Linked DNA regions of Mus musculus: regions 1 and 2 are each linked to region 3. Evidence: chromatin loops called from intact Hi-C (ENCODE). Cell type or tissue: gastrocnemius. All regions are shown on one strand.

Evidence for each region. A loop is a pair of places that touch in the nucleus more often than their neighbours do. Peaks named below come from ENCODE experiments on the same cell type or tissue, not always from the same donor. Only the 100,000 strongest peaks of a DNase experiment are listed, where the experiment ranks them.
Region 1: it touches region 3 in a loop (2.2-fold over the local background); 9 of 42 quality-filtered maps call a loop at or near these places.
Region 2: a loop joins it to region 3, with 4 times the contacts of the local background. A loop is called at or near these places in 15 of 42 quality-filtered maps.

The regions. Positions count from the first base shown.
Region 1 is chr4:101,211,821-101,219,820 of GRCm38, forward strand. The region is part of intron 1 of Jak1 (Janus kinase 1); the gene reads right to left. It also overlaps the pseudogene Gm19063. Among named protein-coding and RNA genes, the nearest start is that of Gm24468, 29 kb to the left of the region's middle. In gastrocnemius, no CTCF peak of the experiment used is centred here; no DNase peak of the experiment used is centred here; H3K27ac peaks cover 3,354 bases.
Region 2 is chr4:101,195,144-101,203,143 of GRCm38, forward strand. The region is part of intron 1 of Jak1 (Janus kinase 1); the gene reads right to left. Among named protein-coding and RNA genes, the nearest start is that of Gm24468, 12 kb to the left of the region's middle. In gastrocnemius, a CTCF peak has its summit at 3,379; DNase peaks (open chromatin) are centred at 3,415 and 4,759; H3K27ac peaks cover 3,720 bases.
Region 3 is chr4:101,260,383-101,268,382 of GRCm38, forward strand. Jak1 (Janus kinase 1) reads right to left here and starts at 4,900. Exons shown (of 25, transcript NM_146145.2): 1 at 4,660-4,900. In gastrocnemius, no CTCF peak of the experiment used is centred here; a DNase peak (open chromatin) is centred at 4,909; H3K4me3 peaks cover 3,572 bases; H3K27ac peaks cover 5,061 bases.

The sequences.
Region 1 (8,000 bases), 49 kb before region 3:
AATAGAAAATGCATGCCAAAGAGATGAGTCAAGGAACTCACCCAAGTTTACAAAAAATTATGGTATTGTAGCTAAGACTCCAGTCAGATTTGCTAGCTCCCTTGCCAAATGCCCTTTTATTAACTAATCTAATAATCTAATAACCCAGACCAGCTCAACAGCAATGACAACAGACAGAATTTCTTTCTCTTTTACAATAACATCAATCAGCTTTTAAATTTCTGGAAAAAATACTTTCCTAAAGGCTTCAAATGAAAATATAGCTAAGTTTATATATCAATTTTTGTTGTCTGCTCTGAGGATTTTTATTTGATATACGTGTGTGTGTGTGTGTGTGTGTGTGTGTGTGTAGAGAGAGAGAGAGAGGGAAGAGAGAGAAGAGAGAGAGAGGGAGAGAGAGAGAGAGAAAGAGAGAACGAATGAATGTGTTGTATTATTCTGAGACAGGGTCTACAGATCAGGCTAGTCTCAAGTTCATGGGTGACCTTCCTGCCTCATCCTTCCACTTTGTGCCAGGCTTAGCTTACAGTCATGTGCCACCACACCAGCTACTTCTAGACATATGTCTTTGACTGCTTTTTTCCATAATTTTCTTTATTTTTCCTTCTAAATAATCTAAACATAGGAAAGTTTTGAAAAACAGCACAAATGTAGAGCCAGCTTAAAATTATAGCTAATAAAGTTAAATTTAGAGAATTTAGGCTCTCCATTTCAGTGAATTTATAATAATGTACCCCTGTCTTCTGACTTCTAAAATAAAGATTACAACACTGTTAAATTTCTTTACATTAAATAGTAAGTGTTTAGTGATATTTTAGAGAATGGCTATCGATGATCCTCAAATCTAATAAACCATCAGACTCTCTTAGGAACATTTTTTAACTTTTTTATGAGTTACTTACTTTTGTTTCATGTGAATTATTGTTTTGCTTGCAGTTAAGCCTATATGAGAGTGTTGGACCCCTTCAAGTTACAGACAGTTGTGAGCTGCCATATGGGTTCTGGGAACTGAACTCAGATCCTCTTAATCACTAAGCCATCCCTTCAGCCCCATCTTAGGAACTTTTTAAAAACATGTATTCCTCCTTAATAATTACTCTATACCTACTAAATTAGGGTCTCTAAGGATAGAAACTTAGGAGCCAGGTAGCACATGCCTTTAATCCTAGCACTTGGGAGGCAGGAGAGGCCAGCCTGGTCTACAGAGTGAGTTCCAGGACAGCCAGGGCTACACAGAGAAACTCTGTCTCGAAAAAAACCGGGGGGGGGGGGTGGGGGGGGAGGGTATCTCTCTAGGAAATTCTGAGCCCTTAATCCTGAAAAAAAAATCTAACCAGTTCAAAACTCTGAAGGCAGATATACAGGTAACAGCTGTATAGCAGCCACAGTTATACCATCCTCTCCTCTGTGGTCTCCCATGATTTCTTCCTATTGATTTCCTTTCCCATCTTCTGAAAGGTAGAAGCATCTAGCATTGATAAGAAACTAGGAACATGCACTCTGCAATTACAAAGCAGCAAGGCAGAGTCTGCTCAACACTCACCCCGGCATCTTCTGAGCTAGTCTATGTTTAAAGCTAAAAACAGTAACTAAAACTTTACAGACTGGGGGCTAGAAACACGACTCAGAGCTTATAAGAGCGCTTGTTGCTTCTGCAGAGAACCTGGGTTCAATTCCCAAAACCTATAACTCCAGTTCCAGGGGATCTGCACTGTCCTCTGATCTCCATGGGCATCAGGGAAGCACTTGGTGCACATACATGCATGCAGGCAAAACCAAACAACCCACCATAGAATGGCTGGGTAATACCAGCCTAGTACTTCCTGGACTAATCACTCTGCATGAAAGAGCTAGACCACAGCACTAGCCCTGTGAAGTGCTCACCCCACCCACGGTTTATGTTTTAAGAAAGGTTAAAGTAGTTTCCCAAGTTCATACTGCTAGGAAGTGGCAGACAAAGGCGATGAGCCTATATCTCAAGATCTTCTCTAAATATCTACCAAGTAACCTACAGTACCCTGAGTCCTTCTGCTTTCAGAAGGCTGGCTTCCACTCCAGCTGCACATGGCAGCCAAAGCATCTACTGGGGTCTCAACGGAAGAAGAACCAGAAGACTCTTGGATTTTCTTTAGACTGGTAGAGAACATAAGCATCAGGAAAAGGCAGCAGAATTGGTTCCTACAATAGTAACAGCTCTTTGTACTCAATGGACGGTCCTTCTGAAAAATGAAATCTTCAGCCTTTGAAAATGTAGGAAAAGTGACTGTTCCCGATTGTAGTTTGGGACTTCCCTAATTGAGCGATTGGTGAGAAACTGTTTCAAAAATAACCCTGCATCACAAGTATTTCCTACGTTTTAGCTATTCCACTGCATAAGGTAAAACCAGGCTTCCTCTCAGATATCCTGGATTAGTGCAGTGGCCACATAATGGAATACTTCAAAGTAAAGATGGGTGATAATATTGTTGTGCTGGGAAATTAGGCTTAAAGTGGAACTCCTGCCCATGTCAGATTTCAAAGGCAACAAAAGGGAAGTCTGTTGCCATGAGTTTACTTAACACTAAGGCTCAGTTTCAGTCGAATAATTTTTATGTGCCTACCACATATGGATAGGTGATACTTTATCTTGAACTGAAGTGTTATGGAAGCAGAATCAATCTTGTAATTCTAGATAAAAATAGATTAGACAAGGTTCCACAGTAGAAAATATCATGGGGCTGATATGAACAGAAAAATAATAGATATTAAGACAGGAAAAAAGAGATCAGATTACCTGCAGAAAATCAAGCCAGGCAACATTCAAGCATGAATGGGGTAGGGGCTCATAAGGCCCCACCCCTAGCTGAAGAGCAATATTGACAGTTGATGGCGGCTGTTGAAGAAAAAGTCAATTTTCTTTGGCTAAAAGTTCTTAGCAGGTTACCCATACTCCAGTAGATGGCCCTGCACCCGAGCACATTCAGAGAGCACTAAGTGGACTCAGTAAGTTATAAAAAATATTTAAATGATATGAAGGTGGGCAGGGGAGACACAGGGAAATGTGATGAGGAGGGATACAGGGGAAGAGGGACAGGATAGTGGAGTATGGATATGATCAAGATAACTGTATATATTTATGAAACTGTCAAAGTATAAGCAAAAATCTTTTTAAAGAAAGAAATTATGTGGGGCTGGAAAGATGGTTCAGCAGTTAAAAGCACTTGCTGTTCTTACAGAGGACCCATGTTCTGTTCCTAGCTCTCACATGGTGGCTCACAACCATCTGTAAGTCCAGTTCTAGGGGACTCAATGACCTCTTCTGATTTCTGTAAGCACCAGGCATGCGCATGGTACATAGCCACACATAAGAGCAAAAATATTCATATGCACAAAATAAATAAATCCTTTTAACAAAAAATTTTTTAGAAATTTTGCTTCTGTTTATTTAAGTAAACTAGGTGTCCTTTTTCATGCAAACTAGAGATTACTGAAGTCTTATTATTAGGCAAGGAGTTATACAGACTTGGGTATGAATAAATACTTTCCACAGTTAGCATAATAAGCTTTGGGTTCAATAAAAATTGAATTCTACATGATGATTTAATGTAGTAATGATTCCAGATACAATGCTAATCTTTGAGTTGACAGTTTTCTTTTTCTTTTTCTTATTGGATATTTTATTTATTTACATTTCAAATGTTATCCCTTTTCCCAACCCCCCCCCCATACACACACACTTTTTACAAATTTCTAAGAAATTAAATTGACCCTAGCATTTGCAAATCCTCAGACATTGAGGCAGGCACTAGAGATTCAAAGATAAGCATGATTCACTTTACAAAAAGTAAAGTTTAACTAAAGCCAGGTAGGCAACAGCTCCAGCCCAGTAACTAGAGGTAGGGAATAAAGGCTTACATTAAACAAGGGACTGCTCCTGCTGTCAGACTCTTCAGCAGCTGTGCGGGAGGACACTGGCATAAAGTCCTAGACTAACCGAGACATAAACAGTTGGGCGAGAACAGACACTCTGAGAAAGAACCACTAAGGACTTTAGCAAAGCAAAAATATCTGCATGGATATCTTTAAAACACAACTATAATATTTAAGTGGTCTTTTCCGAACACAAGATACTAAACAAGACTATAATCCCCCTAGACTTTGAAGCAGCACGCTGAATTCTATTAAAGACCAATCTAGGCCACAAACAGACAAACAAATTCTCATGTAAGTTTGTACTCCACTTGGTAAATTAATGTAAGTCTGAATCCCACTTGGTAAATCTTATGCAAGTTTGTATCCCACTTAGCAGTTGTTGGTGTGATTTTTTTGAGGCAGTTTTTTCACCTGTCTCTTCAGTGAAAACTGAAAATAGCAGCACATCTCTACCTTATTTGTAGAGCTGAGAGTCAATGAGTCAAGATCCCCGGTTAAAGTGAGAGTAAACGCCAGTCCAGTATCAGTCCCTGAAATCCCACTACAATGAAGCACCTACTCAAAGTATTTATGTAAAATAAAGTAAGGCTTTTTAAATTATTATTTAAGGATCAAATCTACAAATTGGTGACAGGAGAAGACAGGAGAAACTTCAGCTAGCATTTGGGGACAAGAAAGTGGATGTGTGGGAAAAGGACTTAGCCCATGAGCACAGAAGTCCAGACTCATACTGGCAGAACAGAGGACCAAGCCAACGGAGCGAGCATCAAGGTGTCAGCGTGCATTCCTGGAGTGCACTCACCAGAACACAGTAGCAAGTAGAGAAGAGGCTGAGAAAAAACCTCTGAGGAGAAGAATCCTGTTTCCAGCCTTCTGCCCTCACAAAGGTTTAGCGCAGCACTATCCTGTACACTTCTCCATGATAACAAACTGTTCTGCACCTGTCCTGTCTAACAGCTGGCCACTGAGCACTGAAAGTGGGGCTACTGGCCCAAAGAACTGACTTAGTGAATATCAATCACCTCAAAATGATATGAGGGTTAAGGGTGTCACTCAATGATGAAGCACATATTCAGCATGAACAAAGCCTTGAGTCTAACCATTAGTACCAAAACAAACAAAGCCAAATGGTTGCTATGTGGCTAGTAGCTGTGACTAAAGAATAATGAGTCTACAGGCATATTTTCTGGGAAGGATATGGAGACTAGAGATGCCAAGCAAGCCAGAGGGACCCCCTAGCACATCAAACATCTGTACATAAACTCTGGGTGCTGCAAACTACACCCTCATTACAGTCTCAAAGATGTGGCAGCCACTCCCCAACTCTAGAAACAGGAGTAATGGCACCATCTCACCAGAAGAGACCTCAGAACACTAACAGCTAATAGTTCAATCCAGTCTCACCAATGAAGTTCAAAGTTCAGAAGCCACAGCCACAAGCTCAACACCCACCCCTAGCAAACAGCTAAAGTAAACAGCTGCCTACAGAAAGCAGCCAATGCAGACAGAGAAAGGCAACTCACAGTATAAAAGGGGGGGGGGGGGTGCTCCACAGAGAATGTGAAACTGTTCAAATAGATAAAAAGAAAAATTGCCAAGAAGGGAAGAGTAGTTTCTTAAGTGGCATTTCAGAAAACAAAACAACCACTTAAAAAAAAAAAAACGGAAATGAAAAAGGCAGACTGAAAGGGGCCTTTCGGAACTTTCTAAATTGATGTAATGTTCTGTTGTGTACACAACTCTCAAAACAGCACAGTCACTTGGGTTTGTACACTCTGGTGCACACAGATCATACCTTAATTTTTACAAGCTTAGCTGAAAAGTCTGGTCAAGGTTTAGCCTTAATTGTTTGTGTCTGAAAAGAGACAAGAAAGGAATAAAAAGAGGACTAGTCCAGATGGTGACAACTCTTAGTTCCTAAAAGAAAGACAAGAGATGGCAGAAGGATGAAAATCATCAGCAAAGACTAGCAAGAATCATTTCCCAGAACACAAGTCCAAAAGTAGCCAGCAGGAAAGGGCTGATATAAGAGAGGAAGACAGCCCTGCTCCGGGCTTTCCTGAGATTCACAGAACACTAGGAACAAGTCTGTAATCTCCTGATGAAGAATGGAGCATACCATACGCTGACGATCAAGACGTTAAAATACTTAAGAGGCCTTAAAACAACTGCACTGCAGAGAAAACAAGGACACCACCATCCAGGGTCCTCAAAATTCTCAAGGTAAAATTTCCCAACCTAAAAGCTCATACGCAGCCAAATCACCAATTTCGGATAAAAAGGCAGAGTCAATCAGTATTTATGAAATATCTCAAAAAAATTTCCAAGAAACTAATAAGCAATCAGAGTCCACACAAGAAATAACCAAGCAAGACAGGCTCCAGGAATTGCTGGGTTAGAGTAGAGAGCTCAGGATGGGAGCTGTGGTAGCCATCTGCCATAACCGTTAGTCCATATTAAGACTGTGGTGTTCAAGAGAGAGAGAGAGATGAAGATGGGGGTCTGTGTTAGTCACAGCCCACCATAACCAGTCCACACTTCAGACAGTGGTGTTCAAGAGAGAGATGAAGCCAAGCACGGTGGTACACATGCATTCCCAGCACTTAGGAGGCTGAGGCAGAGGACCAAGAATTCACTGCCAGCCTGGGCTAAACAAGACCCTGTGAAAGAATGGGGTAAGGAGAATGTTTTCTTGAAAGCTGTCATCAACAAGATCCCTACAGACATGTGTCAGGGGCCCAAAGGTCTGGGTGGCTCTGAGCTACATTCGTAACTAAACAAGACTTTTCTTTATAACAGCTTAGAGAGTCAGGACTCTAGTTTTCTCTCCGTGTCTACTCTCTGACTCTATGAAGAGCATCTTACTAAAGTATTCTGCTTTACTTATGGTGGAGAGTTGGACAAAAGCTAAGAAGAGCTGCCCCTCCCCTTGACACCTTCTCCCATTCCAAACAGCTGTTTCAGTCCTCCAGGCCCTCAAACTCTGAGAAGCCCTGCTCACATAGCTACCTCATTAGAAGGTTTCTACATCCAATCTAATCAGATGCAGGGGTACTGACTTTCATCGGGGGCATGAAGCTGTTCTAGGAGCCTCTGTCTAGCAAGGGCACACAGCCCATTCCTTACATATACTGGGGCTTGCACTTACTTAAGAAAAGAAATGACTAATGAAAAGGGTAGGTATGGCTGCTATCCTGGAGAAAATGTGATAGAGTGGGATACCTGGTGACTTCCTAAGATACCAGCAATATCCTTTTTCTAAATCTGACTGGTGGACATGTGGGTATTTTTCTTTAATTGTAGAGTTATACTTCAAGTAATCTTCTGTATGTTGACATGGTTTTCAAATTTTAAAAACCCCCTCCCAACTGAAGACAGTAGCACAGCTTGTAATTCTAGCACTGGGAAGGTTGAGGTGGGAGGACTATGAATCCAAGGCCAGTTTGGGCTACATGGTGAGGGCCTGTCTCAAAGAAAATAGCATAAAAACAAAGACATTAACAAGATGCTATATTTAAAGCTCTGACCCAATGGGACTGGTAAGTAGACATACATCAACACCAATTACCTTGTCCTCTCCAGCTACAAAATACTGTGTGTTCCTTTAAAGGTGGTTTCAAATAGTAGCAACCTTCTAAATTCTGACAGAGCAAGAATTCCCTTTGCCAGTTTGTCCTCTTTCACAGTCAGTGTGTGCTTCCTGTAACAAACTGAGGACAGAAAAACAGAAACAAAAACAAAACAAAACAAACAAACAAACAAAAAAAAAACCATTACTTTTCCTAATGATGTTCCTCTTCCAGACTTCAAATGACTCCTAAGAAAATGGGGACAGGATCTGACATATTATACTGTCTCAGAAGAGTTCTTAATGGGATGTTCTTCCAGAGATGGGGGGAGGAGCACTGGGGAAAAAAAAGGTGCTAAAAAAAGGACGTCCATGATTAACAGAAAAGTTGCACCATGAGATCAGGAAGTGTATCTCTATGGAACCTGCAGTCTTCCACCTCCAGCCACCATGAAATGCTTCACCGGTGTCCAAACCTCCACCTATGTCCTCATCAACCTCCAATAGGGTGGCTACCAGC
Region 2 (8,000 bases), 65 kb before region 3:
TGGTTGGGAAGAGAGTGAGAGAGGAAAGTTGAAAGCACCAGCAGGTGAAGGCAGTCTGAGCAGAAGCATCAGCGTGTGCAAAGGCTGGCAGTGAGAACGCTCGTCTGGGGAAGCCTACATTATTCCTTTTCACACTGGGCATGAGCAAAACTTGCTAAGGGCACAGCTGCATGCCTTTACCAGGCACGGAACTCTGCTTTCAAACACAAAGAAACTTGTTCTAAACCAGGAAAGGCTCATAGACTTAGAGCCCTTTAGAGCAGAAGAGATTTTACTGGTCCCACCAGGCCAAGGTTCCTTCTATGGGGGCTACTGCATAGACACTTTTAGTACTTACTAATCTGCTCCTACAACCAGGATGCCATGACAACCTATAACCATGGCAAACGTGTTTACCATTCTTCAATATCTGCTGCAAACAGCACTATCCAGAAAGCACCATCTGAAACAGCAATACTAGTGTATCTCATCTTCAAGCTGACCTCCAGTGCTGTAGCTCAGATTTGTAAGACAATCTGAACTCTGAGAAACAAGGTTAGCTACAGGATTCTTAGACAGTACACAATTTTACTCTGGCATTTTGCATGCTGAATTAATACAATGAACTCTTAGAGAACTGACATTCTAATAATAAAAAATAAGTCACACAGCATTTAAAAAGCATGCTCAGACCTACACTAAGCAACTCAAGCATAGCACTATGGATCTACTTTCAAGAAAGGATGGCTGCCCCTATTCATGATGACAAGTCATTTTGGTGTTACATTTGTACAATGGCTTCATCCAAGAAACATTTCAAAAATAAGCCAGACTCTGATTTACCTGGTCACTTGTAGAGAAAGCAGAAAAGGAGTAAAATCATTCATTGGCTTCAAAAACCAAGTCAAGTTTCTCACTACAAGAGAACATCTGCTGTGCCAAAAACACGGGCCAGCAGTAATCATAGAATGTCATTTAAAAGACACACTTTACTGAGAACTTCAAATAATTGTCAAGCTTAGAAAATGGAACCAATAAAGATGAGCAACCCATAGTGTCTAGGTGAAAAGCAGTGAGCTTGTCTGCCTATTATACAAGCAAAGATGTAAAAGAAAAATAGCCGTCATTCAGTGGTAGAGAGTTACTTTGTTGGTTTATGCAGGACAGAAATCAGAGACATTCTACAGACTTCTCGATTCTTTATCACCGTCTTATGTATGTGGCAGTATCTCTGATAGTTTCTGACTGATGGACAAGTAAAACAAACAAAACAGTTTTGTGAGTCTAAACACAGCCAACTCAAAACCACTTCCAAACAGGCAAAGTTCCAGCACCTTCTATATGACAATCCACATAGCTCCTGAAGTTTTAATATTTGTATAAGGGATACAGAGACTACTGAATTTTAGATGGAAGGCAAAACAGAAAGTGAACTAGACAGTTCTAATGCTCCAGAACGCTATCATCAAGTGTACCCGAGCCAAAGGCCAATGCCAGCTTTGTCTAGCAAAAAGACTGAGTCATAACTAAATCAAGGATAAAAATCTAAACAAAACACTGCATGTCCTAGGTGATTTCCACTGCAGAGACTATCTTTCCAGGTGCCATGGTAGATGCCTTTTAACCCCAGCACTTGGGAGGCAGATGCCTCTTTGAGTTAGAGTCCAGTCTGTTGTAAATACTGACTTTCAAAAAGATAAGATCTAACCTACAGTGAGTTATTTTAAGGAATCAAAAACCTTTCTAAAGCAGAAAATAGCAATACAATGTTGACAAATTCAGAGAAAATGAAAAAATACATATATATAATTTCGAATACTCCAGGCTGGGAGCCTGCTGGGAAGAACGCAGAATAAACAGAATCCTGGTCCCACACTGAGGAATAGTCTGCTGAAGGTTAAGTACAAAGGCTGGAGTTCTAGTGACCTGAATGACTTGAATCTGGCTTCCCTGGCAAGTTACTTAACATCCTCAATATTCACAGTACAAGTGAAGAGATAAAAATAGGATTTATTTCACAGGACCGGCAGGAGCTAAATATCACAAAACAGAATTCAACTCTCAGGAAACCTTTGATTTTGACCATAATTTCTGTTCATCTGATTATGGTTATGGATACAGTTCTGGTCAAGGAGGAGCCCCAATATGCACAAAGTGACTTCACAAATTATGACAGAGTAAACCACTGGAACTTCAATCTGTAGGAAGTCTGAGCTATGTTGGGCTAATCAGTATGAGGGACAGCAGTCCTAATGTGCAGCTCCGGACTCAAGGACCTTGCCCTTTCCTTCAGTCGCCACCACCCTGTCTTCTCTGGCTGTTTAGTAGTTTTCAATCTAGCATCCACCTCGGACACTGATGTCATTGCAAGTCTTCTAAAGGTACTGTCAAAAAGAACCCATCAAGCTGGGTGTGCTGGCACAGGCCTATAATCTAGCACCCAGGAGGCTTGGAGGCTCACAAATTCCAGACTAGCATAGGCTACAAAGTAAGTTTGAGGTTAACCTGTTCTGTACAGCAAGGCCCTGTAGCAAACAAACGGGAGCTGCAAAGTCATTAACTGCCCCACCCTGACTATGCTCCAGCCCACCCCTCCAGCATGGCAGCCACCCTAGAGGAATAGCAGTGTTCTGCTTCCTCAACACAGGCCTACCTTGCCTGGACATGGAACTTTCTTAAGGTCTTCACACACACAGGCCAGGAAAACCATCTGCTGTCTTCCAGTTGCACGACCAGTGCCTCCTACCCACAGCATTACAGAAAGACTTTCTCTGTCTCTCCCGAGACCCCAGCACTTCGTTTCGAGATGGGTAACATTCTGCTGAGAGCTCAGCAAGAAACCGTAAAGCTGCTGGATTCTAGCCAAGAGAATGACATAATATAAATACAAAACTTGCATTTTTCCCTGTCAACGAGTCAGAATTATAGCTTTTCTCTATGCCATTCCTGTCACACAGAATCACTTACTTCTAACTATAGCAGCGATTCCAGGAATACCACACAACAGTAAATGCTGCTTCATTTACAATAAACTTCTAGGGATGAGCAAATGATCAATGCCAAGTCAATGGGTCGGCTCTGCCTTGTTCCCAAAGAACCTGCTTTAGTCAAAGAGGAGGTCTCTGACAGAGCAAACAGTACTTTGTTTAATTAAAGTCAGTAAGTGTCTTCCTAAAAGCCACACTGCATCAAGATGCTGGGCAGCTCCATTTTGCTTTACTTTCCCTCTTTTAAACTAATTAGCATTAATGTATCTATAATGTTATTAAAGAGGCCATGATAAGATTTAGAGAAGCCATCTCCACAGTTCTCCTCGAGGTCAAAACTATGGTGGCAGAAGTGGATAAGCAGAAAGGGGAAGCAGGGCCAGGCTTGGCAGCACAGCCTGTCATCCCAGCACTTAGGAAGAGGGGGCAGAATAACCATGAGGTTGAAGGCAGCCAGAACTCCAAGGCAAGTGCCAAGCCTGGATTACATAATGAGGCCATGTCTCTAAATGGTGCTGGGGGAGGGGTGGAAGGGAGACGATGGACAGATACCTGGTCTCACTCAGCACTTCCTAGACACTTATCTAAAGTACTTGAAGCATCTGTCCCATAACAATAAAGCCTAGCATTTATTTACACATTCTGTCCCTAGTAGAGGCTTTCAAATCTTTGACAATATTGAGGATTCACAGTTCCTTCAACACATGAAAAGGCCTGGCTTACGACATTCCAGGGATCAACTGCCAGTAAGTAGCACACCTCCTTGTCCAATGCCTTGCTGGATTCCTCCTGGAAAAGATGCAGGCTGCAAGAGATCCAAAGACAAACAGGGAACACAGCATGTTCACCAAAGCCTTGAGGCTTACTTCCAGCTATTAAAACAAACAGGAGCCTCACTATCTGGAGGAACACTTAGTAGGATGCCAAGAACTGGCAGTAGGGAGTGTGTCGTCAAGAAGGCACAGTGTAAGGCTTGGGCTTGGATGTCACCTGGGAGAGGAGCAGCTCCCAGCCTGGAAACATCAAAACTGAGAAGGGGAGATAGGTGTACAACTGTTCTGGAAAAGAGCGGGAAGAAAAGAAAGGACGCCCAGCATGGCATCAGCCTGGACCAGGAAGATGGGGAAGGAGCACATAGGAAAAAACTGGAAGGAGTGGATATTACGGAAAAACAGGGAAGGCTGCAAAAAACTCTGCGCCAGCCTGTCCCGGAGAGACAAATGGCCAGGTCTTGCCTAGTTTTGAGCAAACCTTCTAGGATCTCAAGACTCAAGTTCTGCAAGGTGAAAAAGTACTGGATGGGCTCTAGGGCTCCCTACCAATGGAAGTATCTTCTGCATAAGCGCGAGGAGCTCCGTTCAGATTTCCAGCACCCATGGAACAGCACGGTAGTGCCCAGCTTCCAGGCAAGCACAGGAGAAGGGCAGAGAGGAACCCATGGTGCTCACTGCACAGCCTAGGGAAAATGATGCCTGAAGTTGGCCTCTGGACTACACACACATGTACATGTGCAAACAAATGTGCAAGTCCATACACAGGGGAGAGGGCAAAGCAAATATGGGAAAGTATATTGTGCCACAAGTTGACAAATTTTTACTAATGTTATTTCAACAATGTCATGAAAACAAGGTCACAGAACCTTGCTTGCCGTCAAAGCCCTTGGCTTTGCCTGAAGGAAACCACACTTTGACCACTTGGCATTCTCAGGTACAAACCTGTCACTTCTTAGTAGGTAGGGGGAGAATGAGAGTGAGGGGACGGCCCCCACTGCTGGCACCACAACCATGGCTCATCAACACCACCAGCTGGGCACTCTGCTTCCTGCATGGTTCCCTGAACACTCAGTACCCAGAAGGGAAGACTACCTCAGCCCTGCAGCCTTGTGGAAGACCACCTAGGAGACCCCGCAAGCAATTCAGACAGATGAGGAGCTGGGAAAGTCCCCAGCACATCTACTGCGATCTAACATAAGTTGGCTGCTGCCTCAAAATAAGATTTAAATAAGAAAGTCAGAGAAAATGGAAGAAAAAAATTTCCCTCCAGGGACCCCAGCATTTCTCAGTCAAGAAATTATGATCAATATTTATGGTTACACTTCTTTCTTCTTCCAGGCTGGAGATCAAACCCAGGGTTCCACCCAGTCAAAGCAAACACATCCACCACACACACACACACACACACACACACACACACACACACACACACACACACAGGTCTTAAACTAACTGCAGTCACAGCTCTGAGCAGATGGCACTGGTGCCATACAGAGCACCTCAAGGCTCCAGCCTACTGCAGCAGCCGGTAGAGCTGAGACCACCCTTCTCTTCCCTACTCCATACCCATTTCCTTCAGCACAGCTGCAAGTTCACTCTTTATATCTGCAGTGAGACTGCAATCCAAAAATGCAAAAAGGAAAAAGAGTCTAACCCTCACTGGGTGCCATTCACTAGTTTCAATGCTACCCTATTTTCTTCCATCTAATATTCTTTTAAAATGCTGAAGACTGAAAATAGATTTCACATTCCACTAAGGAACAAGGATCTACAGTTTGAAAATCACTAGTATAAAATACTCAACAAAATTACAAAGAGTAAATTTTTCCCTATTCCCATCTTTATTTAATATGTGCATCTGCCCAGCTGAGTATAAAACAGCAAGCCACACTTCCTCTGGAGCTCACCTAATTGTTCTTCACCCACACTAGGAAGCTAAAGACACTGCAACATAACTTTCTGGGTAGGGCCTGAACACAAGAGAACTCCGTCTTCACTAGTGTCCCCTCCTAGATAGTTACCTTCTAGGGTCAACCATGGTTCCCCAGAGCGCTAGAAACTACATCTCAAGGCTGGAGACCCATTTGAAGTTCTGCCAATTGCCCCTATCCTTACCTGTGGTGTATTTCCACATATGGTCACACTTCCCAGTGAGTCTTGACAGAACTTGACAAGCTCAAACTCTATGTTATTTACCTTGCATCTGGTCAAAAATTTGACCATACTTCAACCATCTTTCCACTGGAAAAGGGAGAGCAGTCTAGTGTGTGGCTGTCAACAGGAACTATGGGTGAGTTGTGAGTTCTGGGTGGCAAGTGGTATAATTAGAAGTCATTAATTATTTCTTAACTAGAAAAGGTACCCAGAGGCATCTGTCCTGAGGTAAAATTAACTTAATGAGACACTTTGAGATCTTGTGGTGAGGTTCCACATAGGTCTACAGCATGCCTACATCTATCACTCTGGTCAAAAACCTTGGTCTATCTAACAGATAACCCTTCAATTGACTGGCTATTCCATTTACTTTTTCTGCTTTTTGGTTGAGGGTGAAGGACAAGGCAGGAAAATGATACAAACCCCAGCCACAGTGTGTCTGGTCTGTATTTTCTATGGAATCAAAGTATAAAAAGAGGACGAGGATGGATGGTTTGAAGAAAACATTATGGTAGGGTATAAATGCCTAACTGGGTTAATATAGCTAGAGAAATACCTCACTGACTCCTGCACCTCTTTAAATAACACAAACGCAGAGTCATCAGGTAAAGTCTGCATGCAGCTTAGTGGGAAGAACAGAACACAGTAAAATAGTCATCAAAGCCACACCTCCTAATGAGGCACAGTGACTGATTGCCAAATGTACAACACACCTGACCAAGACCAAAGAGAATGCTGTCAGTGAGCACAGAAGGTGCTAACAGTCAAACCCAAAAATTCTGAGGGGAACCAACATGGGGAATTTGGTCAGGACAAGAAGAACCTTAACACCTTGGTTCAAGCAGCTTTTAATTTTCTGCAAATGAATTTTCTCTTGCAATAAGGATAATCCTAAGTGTTTAGTTTATTTTTTAATTCTGTAGAAGATAAATACAGATGATAGATAGGTAAGTGATAGACAGATAACAGATATATATGGCAGACAGATATGTCTGGCAAAATACCTGGCCCATGGAAAGAATGCAATGCTCTGACCACTGCAAAGGAAGTGGATAGAACATGAATGGAGCCTTTAGGGATGGGAAGACACAAGAAATGTGAGAATACAAGCTGATTATGGGAAATACTCTAAACAAGAAAACTAGGAAGAGAACAAGAAGACAGAATGGCAAAGCATAAAACCCTGACTGAGGCTGAACAGAAGTATACAGAGATCAGACAAAACTAAGGGAGAAGTCTGGCCCAGGTTCCAGAGGAGCCCAAGTGCCCACTAAGGAATTGGCCTTTTTCCTACAGATCCATCTCCTGAGAACATGCAACCCCCTTCAGCACAAGCAAATCCTGTATGCATACACGTGCTGTGTGAGGGCAGGGACTCAGAAGGTAGCAGGGAAAGTACATGCACAGGATTCTTGAAGACTGATGAAAATGGCATGCGTCCTTCCAAGCATCACTTCACTAACAGATGCACATCCGTTGCACTACCATGCTGAGAGCTCCCCTACCCCACAACCCCCACCCAACCCTGGCACCAGCTCTGGAGTAAATATCCAGAGACAACAAAAGTGAGCTCAGCAAATAACCTCAAATATCATTTGTATATTTCACTCACAATGTGCACATGCACGCACGCACGCACGCACGCACGCACGCATGCAGGCACACACAAAACATTTGGTTGGATAAAATAAAATGAGACGCTAGAGGTTTTCTGTGAGTCAAGTGTAAATGTGAATGAGTCAGAACTTTCCCACAGCTTTGGTCCTGACTGAAGGGCAGGGTTGGGGCTTCACTGACAGACAGTCTAAGACAGCATTCCACAGCTGGTGACTCAACCTCCACTGATCCTGCAGCCCAGATATGCATGCTCGGGAGGCTGCTCCTAGGAGTAAGTGAATTACTTTTACCACACATTCTCCTAACACAGAGTCAGAAGTCAGAGGACAGGACATCTACTACTCAGTAGTGCGGCTCACCCAGACCTAACCTTCCTACCCAGAATTCAATGCTCTGATAACAAACAGACATGCAATCTTTTCAGATCTCTGAATATGGCTGTGTGTACAAAACTTATGTTGAGTGAAATTGTATCTGCCTTTGTTGGCTC
Region 3 (8,000 bases):
TCAATACTTACTGATTAATAACTGGATAAACAAAACATCATGTGAATACACTTGTTAAGTAAACCAGTTATCTAGATTTAAAATATCTCAACAAGTGTCAGCTGTCTTCTGACCAGAGTACCCTTAAATGAATTTTCTGTTAGTTCCTATCTCTAACCCCAGCATTTGGGAGGTTTAAAGCAGGAAGATCGCAAGTTTGAGGCCACAAGGTGAGTTCCAGACCACCCCGGGCTAGAGGAAGACCCAGTCTCAAAACAACAATGAAGGTTTCCTTCTTTTGTTACTAATGTGCATCTTGCCTTGGGAGGAAGGGATCTACTCAGAGCACTGAGGAATGATGTGCTGGGACCAGCTGTGAAGACCCACACATCAGAAGACAAAGTGGAGACAACACAAAAGGGAACTTAAGGTTTGATCCTTTCCAATTGCCTCAAATGGCAAAAGAGTGCATGTCCCTCAAAGGCAAGAAGAGCATTCACAGGAGTTCTTCTCCTTCCTCTGAAACACCGGCATTTCAGCACGGCAGCTCTTTCTAACCGTGTTACCAGGAAGGTTTTGAGACCGGAAGCTAGAGTGGCATATCTCTCTGAGGACAAGAAGAGTAAAGCAGAGGAAGTGGCAATCGAAGGGCTGAAGACAAAGCTTGGCACAAATACATTAGCACCAATGAGTCAATGTCCTTGTACCTTGCATTACACAGGAAAAAAATCTCTCACTATCTCTCCCAGAGGCTGATGCCAAACTCCAGAATCCAAGCGCTCCTCCTACCCCAGCCTCCCAAGAACTTGGAGGACAGATGCGTACCACATACATCTAGCATGGTCCGAATTCTTGAAAAGGGGGAATAAAGGGCACAAAGAATGAAGCAGCACTACCCTCACCCACTCCAGCACCAACAGCTCCCTTCTATGGTAAGCCTTCTTCCAATATCCACCACACTCAAAGGAAACATGGGAAAGGCAATACAGAGCACAGAGGATTTTTTCTCCTCCTGTACTTAACTACTTCCTTACATTTTCCAATTTTTCTACAGTGAGTTTCTTCCTTGTCGTGTGAAAATAATCTTTGTGATTAAAAGAGGGGGAACTAAAAAATCTACCCAGAGAACTAGGCATACTAAATCAATCCCCTCCTCCCCGCTGTTGTCCCCCCTCACATAAACACACACACACACACACACACACACACACACACACACACAGAGAATCCTCAACATTAGCTCTTCCCTGCTGCTTGACATGCAGCAGATGAGCTTAGCCTCTTCCCTGGCTTGCACTGTGTCTAACAGTTCATTCACGAAGTTTCTTCACAGCAGCTCTCGTTTGTATGTCCTTGGGTTTTCACACATCATGCTTGCATTCCTTGCCTGGCTTCTCCACCAAGACTGCATTATAAATATCTAACCTAGGTGTCTTCATTTCCTTCTAGAACAGGAAAGCCGAGGCCAAGAATGAAATCACTTGCCACAACATGCACCCCGGTATCTCTTTTCTCACCTGGCACCCCTAAGCATCATCTCTCCTTTTGAGCACTAGTGGCATTTTGACCCAGGTCATACTTCGCTATAGGAAGGGCTGTCCTGTGCATTACTGAGTGTTTAACAATACATCTAGCCTCTACCCACTAGATACCACCTTCCCCAACAAGGTGTACCCTCCCAAACTCCTCAGAAAATATCAATGTCTCCCTCAGCATGAAATTTTACCAAGCTGTTAACCACCAGTCTGAAAGATTCATCAAGACTTCTTCACGGCCTCTGCTCTATGGCAAGGCTCCATGTCCATTAAGCCACAGTGCATTAGAGAACATCAGAGGTTGCTTGTTCAGCTAGATTCTGCTTAAATAGCCCATTCCCTGTCCTCCTGAAATGTCCTATGTGATTTCTTTTTTAATGATTTATTTTTTATTTTGTGTGCACTGGTGTTTTTGCCTGCTTGTATGTCTGCGTGAGGGTGTCAGATCCCCCAGGAACTGGAGTGACAGACAGGTGTGACCACCATGTGGGGTGTTGGAAACGGAATCTGGGTCCTCTAAAGAGTTGCCAGTGCTATTAACCACTGAACCATCTCTCCAGCCTCGTAAAAATTATTTTTTTAAAAATGCTTTGTAAAAATACGCACATCTCGACAGGCAATGGTGGCACACGCCTTTAATCCCAGCACTTGGGAGGCAGAGGCAGGCAGATTTGTGAGTTCAAGGCCAGCCTGGTCAGCCAGGACTGCCAGGGCTACACAGAGAAACCCTGTCTTGAAAAAAATATGTGTGTGTGTGTGTGTGTGTGTGTGTGTGTGTGTGTGTGTGTGTGTGTGTGTGTATACATCTCAGACAGTAAATCTAGCAGTGTATCATCTCACTAAATTATACTAAGGATATAGAGAATATGTGTCCTCAGTGGGAAAAAAGAAAGCACAGAAAGTCTGGCAGCTAGAAAACACAGATCCTGTCTGACCTTTGCTCAGCTGTAAATTGTTTTCGATTAGTACAATTATTTATAGTGTTCTCTGTATAAAAATGAGTTTAAATCTACATATATTCTACGTAGTTGCTTCATTTGTATTTCTCTACAAATATATGTGTTACTTAAATTATTCAGAATAAACAGAATGATGTCTTCAGACAACATTAAAATCTGTAGCTGGTAATGTGCTGTTGAAATCAGTCAGTCTTCTTTCGAATCACTACCGTTCATAAAGTCAAACCTCTCCAAACTGGCAGACCTCACAGTCCTTTTTAAAAGCCCTGAGGTTAAGTTCCCTTGTGTAATTTAAGGCAAGCACATTCCCGTAAAAGCAACCCTATCCTCAAAACTCCATATTTTTCACTAGCTTTTTATAGCAGGTGTCCGAATTAAAGTATTTTTACAGCCTAACTCCTCCTAGCACCTTAAATCTGTAAAGGGTGGCTACCAAGTGGCCAGAAAGATAATGATCTTCTGGGTAAGACAGACTGATACTAACACCTGCCTAAATTACAACAAAATAGAATATGTTAGGAAATGTATTTGCTATTGTACCAATACCTAATTTATTCTCTTTCTAACATCTTTTCCCAAAGCCAGTAAATTGTGTGCTGTGAAATGGGACTGAAACAGAACTAGCTGTATTCACTGTAAAGGATAACAAAAAAAATCTAAGCAACTCCCTCCCCTAAAAAGTACAGCAGTGTAGACAAACTGAAATACAGTTCAAGTTAATATGATACTAGAATTAAGTTATGATTACTATTTGTAATGTTCACACTCCCTCTAGGATGATGTATCTGTTTCTTTCTACATGATCTCAATCCATACAGAAGAGGCATTTATTCCATTTTATAAAGCATGTTATACCAGAACTGTCTAAATGCTGGCCTGCAGTCTCCATTAACCTTCACCATGATGCACAAGAGAACAAACCGATCACTCAATAAAAAAGTATCCCCTAGATGTTGGAAAACTGAAGCCAGGGATGAAATGACTTTGCACACAGGGCCCCAAGTCTAATTTTTTACCTGGTAACCACACATGATCTCTCAACTTGGGTACTACTGACTGACATTTTGAACAAGATCATAGTTGCTCCACATAGCCCCAAATTCCAGTACTTGGAAAACATCAGAGTCCCCACAAGCAAAAGCAATAGGCAACACAAAATGTGGTTTTTAGAAAGGGAAGGTATAAAAATTTAATCAATGCAAAATGTTCATTTAAAAAGAAAAAGAAAAAAGTTTTTTACACCACCCGTAACTCAAACATTTTCTTTTTAAACGGGGAAGGCAACACCCAAAGACTAGATAATTTTATCTGTCTCAGCATTCTACTTATTTAACGGCCCAAGTTTTTAATGCCTTCTTCCCTGAAAGAAGTAAAGGTAATTTTATACTACCGTAAATACCTGCGACTGAGCTCTATGACTGGGGAGGAATTTTAATAGCATGGATACTGATGTATCCAAGCAGAGGCAGAAGACAGGTCACAGCCATGAATTAAGACTATTAGGGCCCAGTCCTAGTTCCCGAGAAATCACAGAGGATACACCTCCGAAGGGGGCACACAGGCACCAGGAGATAACCACACCTCTGGTCTAGTCTCCCTAAAGAACTCCCTTCATAAACACTCATCATCCTAGGAGCCTGGGAGTGTCTCCAGAGGGGTGCCTACTGCTTCTGAGTCGACGGGGGCGTTCGTTCGCGCGGAACCGGAGCCAGGAGTTGGGGAGCCACAGACACTGGTCCCAGTTTCGATGAATCGGGTCCCTTCGGGTAGGACCTATAGTCGTCTCTCCCCATTCCCTTCACCCATGGCCCTCCATCATGCTACATTCCGGCAAGCTGCGGTTCGGAGTTCCCGGGGCGCGCCCCCACGCAGACCCAAACCCCAAAAGTCCCCCACCCCCGCAAGAGCTGACCAGGGGTGAACGCGGGCCACGACCCTCGGCGAGTCCTGCGGTCCGGGCTGTTGCGGCGCCAGAGGCCGTCGGCGCGCAGGCCGCGGGGCCATAAACAGGATGTCGGCGGAGCGGGCCGCTGTTAGCGGAGCGGCCCTCCCTCGCCTCCCGGCAGCCCCGCCGCCTGGAAATCCCCGCCCCGGCCGCCCTGGCCGCTCGGCCGCCCGGCTCCGCGCCCCTCTCACGGTCCCCGAGCTGGCCACGGCGGTCTCCACCTCCCCACCGGGACACTCACCACTTCCGTGTGCGCCGGGCCGCGCGGCTCCTTGGCGCAGGGTCGATCTGGGTCAGGAGTCTGGCAGGCAACTCAGCCTGCCGTGCAGGGTCCGGCGTGGACACCCGCGGCTAAGGAGAGGCACCGAAAGGACGAGCGAGGCTGGGCGCGGACCCCGCGGCGCGTCAGCGGCTGCCGGCTACTCCGCGGCTGCGGCGGCCTGCGCTCTAAAAACGCACCGGCGCCCCGCCCCTCCAACTCTGAACGATCACGCCCCTTGTACGGCCCAGCCCCCGTGACGTCAGAAGCTGCTCCTACAATTGGACAGAGCCAAGACCCAAGACTGAGGACCTTGGAGTCCCCGCCTGCCCAGGCTCGCACTCCAGCAAGTGTCTCCGCTCGCTTCCGCTTACCAAGTAGCTTGTGAGAATTGAACTCAAACTGGACATACTGGCACACTTCTTTAATCCCAACACTCCGGGAGGCAGAGACAGGTGGATCTCTGTGAAATGACCTGTCCCCCCACCCCGCCAAAAAAAAAAGAAAAAGAAAAAAAGAAGAGAAGAGAAGAGAAGAGGGGAGGGGAGGGGAGGGGAGGGGAGGGGAGGAGAGGGGAGGGGAGGGGAAGGGAGGAGAGGAGAGGAGCGATGAAATCACTCACGCAGGGAATAAGAATTTGCCCTCTGGAGCAACCTGTGCCCTTGGAGGCATTATCCGTGCCCTGTGTGTTTACATCTGCCCCATCCCAGCCACTCTAGAAGATGGTTCTGGAAAGACTTGCCTAGCAAGAACGAAAGTCACTTTGTCAGTTGTTGCGATAAAATATTTGACAAAAGTAATTTAAGGAAAAAAGAGTTTATTACCCTGTACAGTTGGAGCGAACACAGACCATCATGATGAGAAGTCGTGATGACAGAAACTTGAGGTGGAAAGTCACATTGCGCGCATGCTCAGGAAGAAGAGAGGATGAATTCTTGTGTTAGCTTTCTCCTGGGTATTAAATCCAGGACCACAGTCCATGGAATGGTTCTGCCCACAGATAAAGTGGATCTTATCTCCATTACCCTAATCTAGATAATCCTCAAGGGCACAGCCAAGGGGATAGACTAGTCTACAGAATCCCTGCGCAAAGCAAGTCTTCTAGGAGACCCTAATCTAGGTAATGTTGAAGGGCATGGCCAAGGGGTAACCTAATCTAAACAATCCCTCACAGGTATAGCTGATCTCCTAGGTGATTCTAATAGTCAAACTGACAATACTAACCATCATGAGGACTTAACCAGAAACAAAACCTCCGGCTTCCACGAGTTTCTTCAGGCCCAGCCTCTGTTCTGTGGTGTAAGAGCTCCAAAAGGAGCAGGGGAGAGAAACAAACTATGGAAAAGAGTAATAAGAATTAACATCCATTCCTACCTAATCTGTGTCCAGTGCTTTTGAGTTTTCATTATCATAATCTTTCACAGTAGGTTTGTTCAGTCTTATCCTATCCACAAAAACAAAATAAACAAACAAAACCCTGTAGCTCTCAGGTGTCTTCCATTCTGGCATCTTAAACTTGTGGGGTGTTTGCCAGAGAAGACCTGATCAGACATGGGCTTAAGCCTTTAGAAAGACTTTCTTAGCTGACCAGCAACTACAGTGGGTGTTCAGGATCCCAGTGTAGACCGGAGTCTTTCTCAGGGTGAGCTTGTAAGCACAAGAACCATGCCCTGGGTTGACATACTTCAGTTAACAAGAACAGTTAGCCAGACGCAGAGCTACAGATGCCAAAAAGCAAGGTTAGCACACTCAGAGACTTTCCCAGAACCATGGCCTTTGATGGATTGGGCCTTTGTTTTCATTTTTAGCAGGTGGTAGTGTCTACGTGGTGAGTTTTATACCCTGAATAGCACTTCCATCATGGAGTCCGTTGTGCTAAGGTCTAGGGCCCTGTTACAAACCTGTGGTTTTTTTCATGATTTAGTGTGGGGTGCTCACAAAATTGTCATTAAGTAAAAGGTTTCTAAAATGTGTAACAACCCGAAGATAATTTAAAAATCAAACATAATGAATCTGAGGTATTTCTAGCCATGCCTGCCCATTGTGTCCAACTATGTCATTGCAGCCTTGGTTCTGAACACACACTTGGACCTGTAAGGACTGTCACAACACACACTGCCAGCAAGCAACACCTGAAGCACTTTGGCTCAGATGCACCTGTTATGAATTGTACTGTCTGTGTGTCTGTCTGTCTGTCTCTCTATTACTATATATAGAAAGCTTGCTGTTCTTATAAAAACATTTGTTATGACGAAGACTTTCAGTAATATTTCTCCCCTTGTTGCACACCATGCATCCAACTGCATATGTTTGGATTGAATTCTGTTAAAATGATTTCTTAAATTTGCTGCTTACAGGCTGCTGGGATGGCAAGATTATCACCAGGCCTGACAATCTGGCTTAATCCCCAGAACCCACATCATGAACCAAAAGATCTGACCACCAAAAGTTGTCTTTTAACCTCCACATGTGTGACATTACACATGACTGCCCCCACCCACAAATAAATAAATGTTAAAATTAAATTAAATAAAAAATAAAAGTCCTGTTTCAGTTGCTCAAGTTTCACACACAGAAACCAAAGTTTATCTTGCTTTGAATTTCAATTAGGACAGGATTCCCAGCAATTTCTGAAATGACATAAACATACTTCTGTGACCTTGTGATATCAGTGCAAAGAGGGGTCCTTAGCACCAGTGGTGACACAGACAAACATCAGTCAACTCTGAAAGACATCGAAGGTGCTCCGAGTTTACAGCATCAAATATTCAGCTATTTAATTTGTTGTTTAAAAACAAGCAAGCACATCTGTTCTGATAAGTGTTTGTCAGCGTGATGCGAACTTCAGTAATCTACGAAGAAAGAACCTCAGTTGAGAAAACGCCGCCACCAGATTAGCCTGTAGGCAAGGGTGTGAAGCATTTTCTTGGTTGATGATTGATGCGAGGGGACCAGCCCTCTGTAGGCAAGACCCCTGTGCAGGTGGTCCTGGAAGTTATAAGAAAGCAGACTGAGGAAGCCATGAGGAGCAAGACAGTAAACAGTGCTCCTCAGTGTTCTCTGGTTCATTTCCTGCCTCTAGGTTCCTGCCTTGACTCTCCTCTGTAATGGATCCTAATCTGTAAGCTAAAATAACCGTTGCTCCCTCAAGTTGTCTTTAGTCAACGTTTTATCATAGCAAAGAAAACATCAGTTTGATTAGTGAGAAAACTCACTTTTTAAATAAATGATAAAATTATATATGTGTGTGTATAAATATCAAAATTACTTTCAAAACACAATTCTTTTATTCTTCGTTTTTTAATTGGATATTTTATTTATTT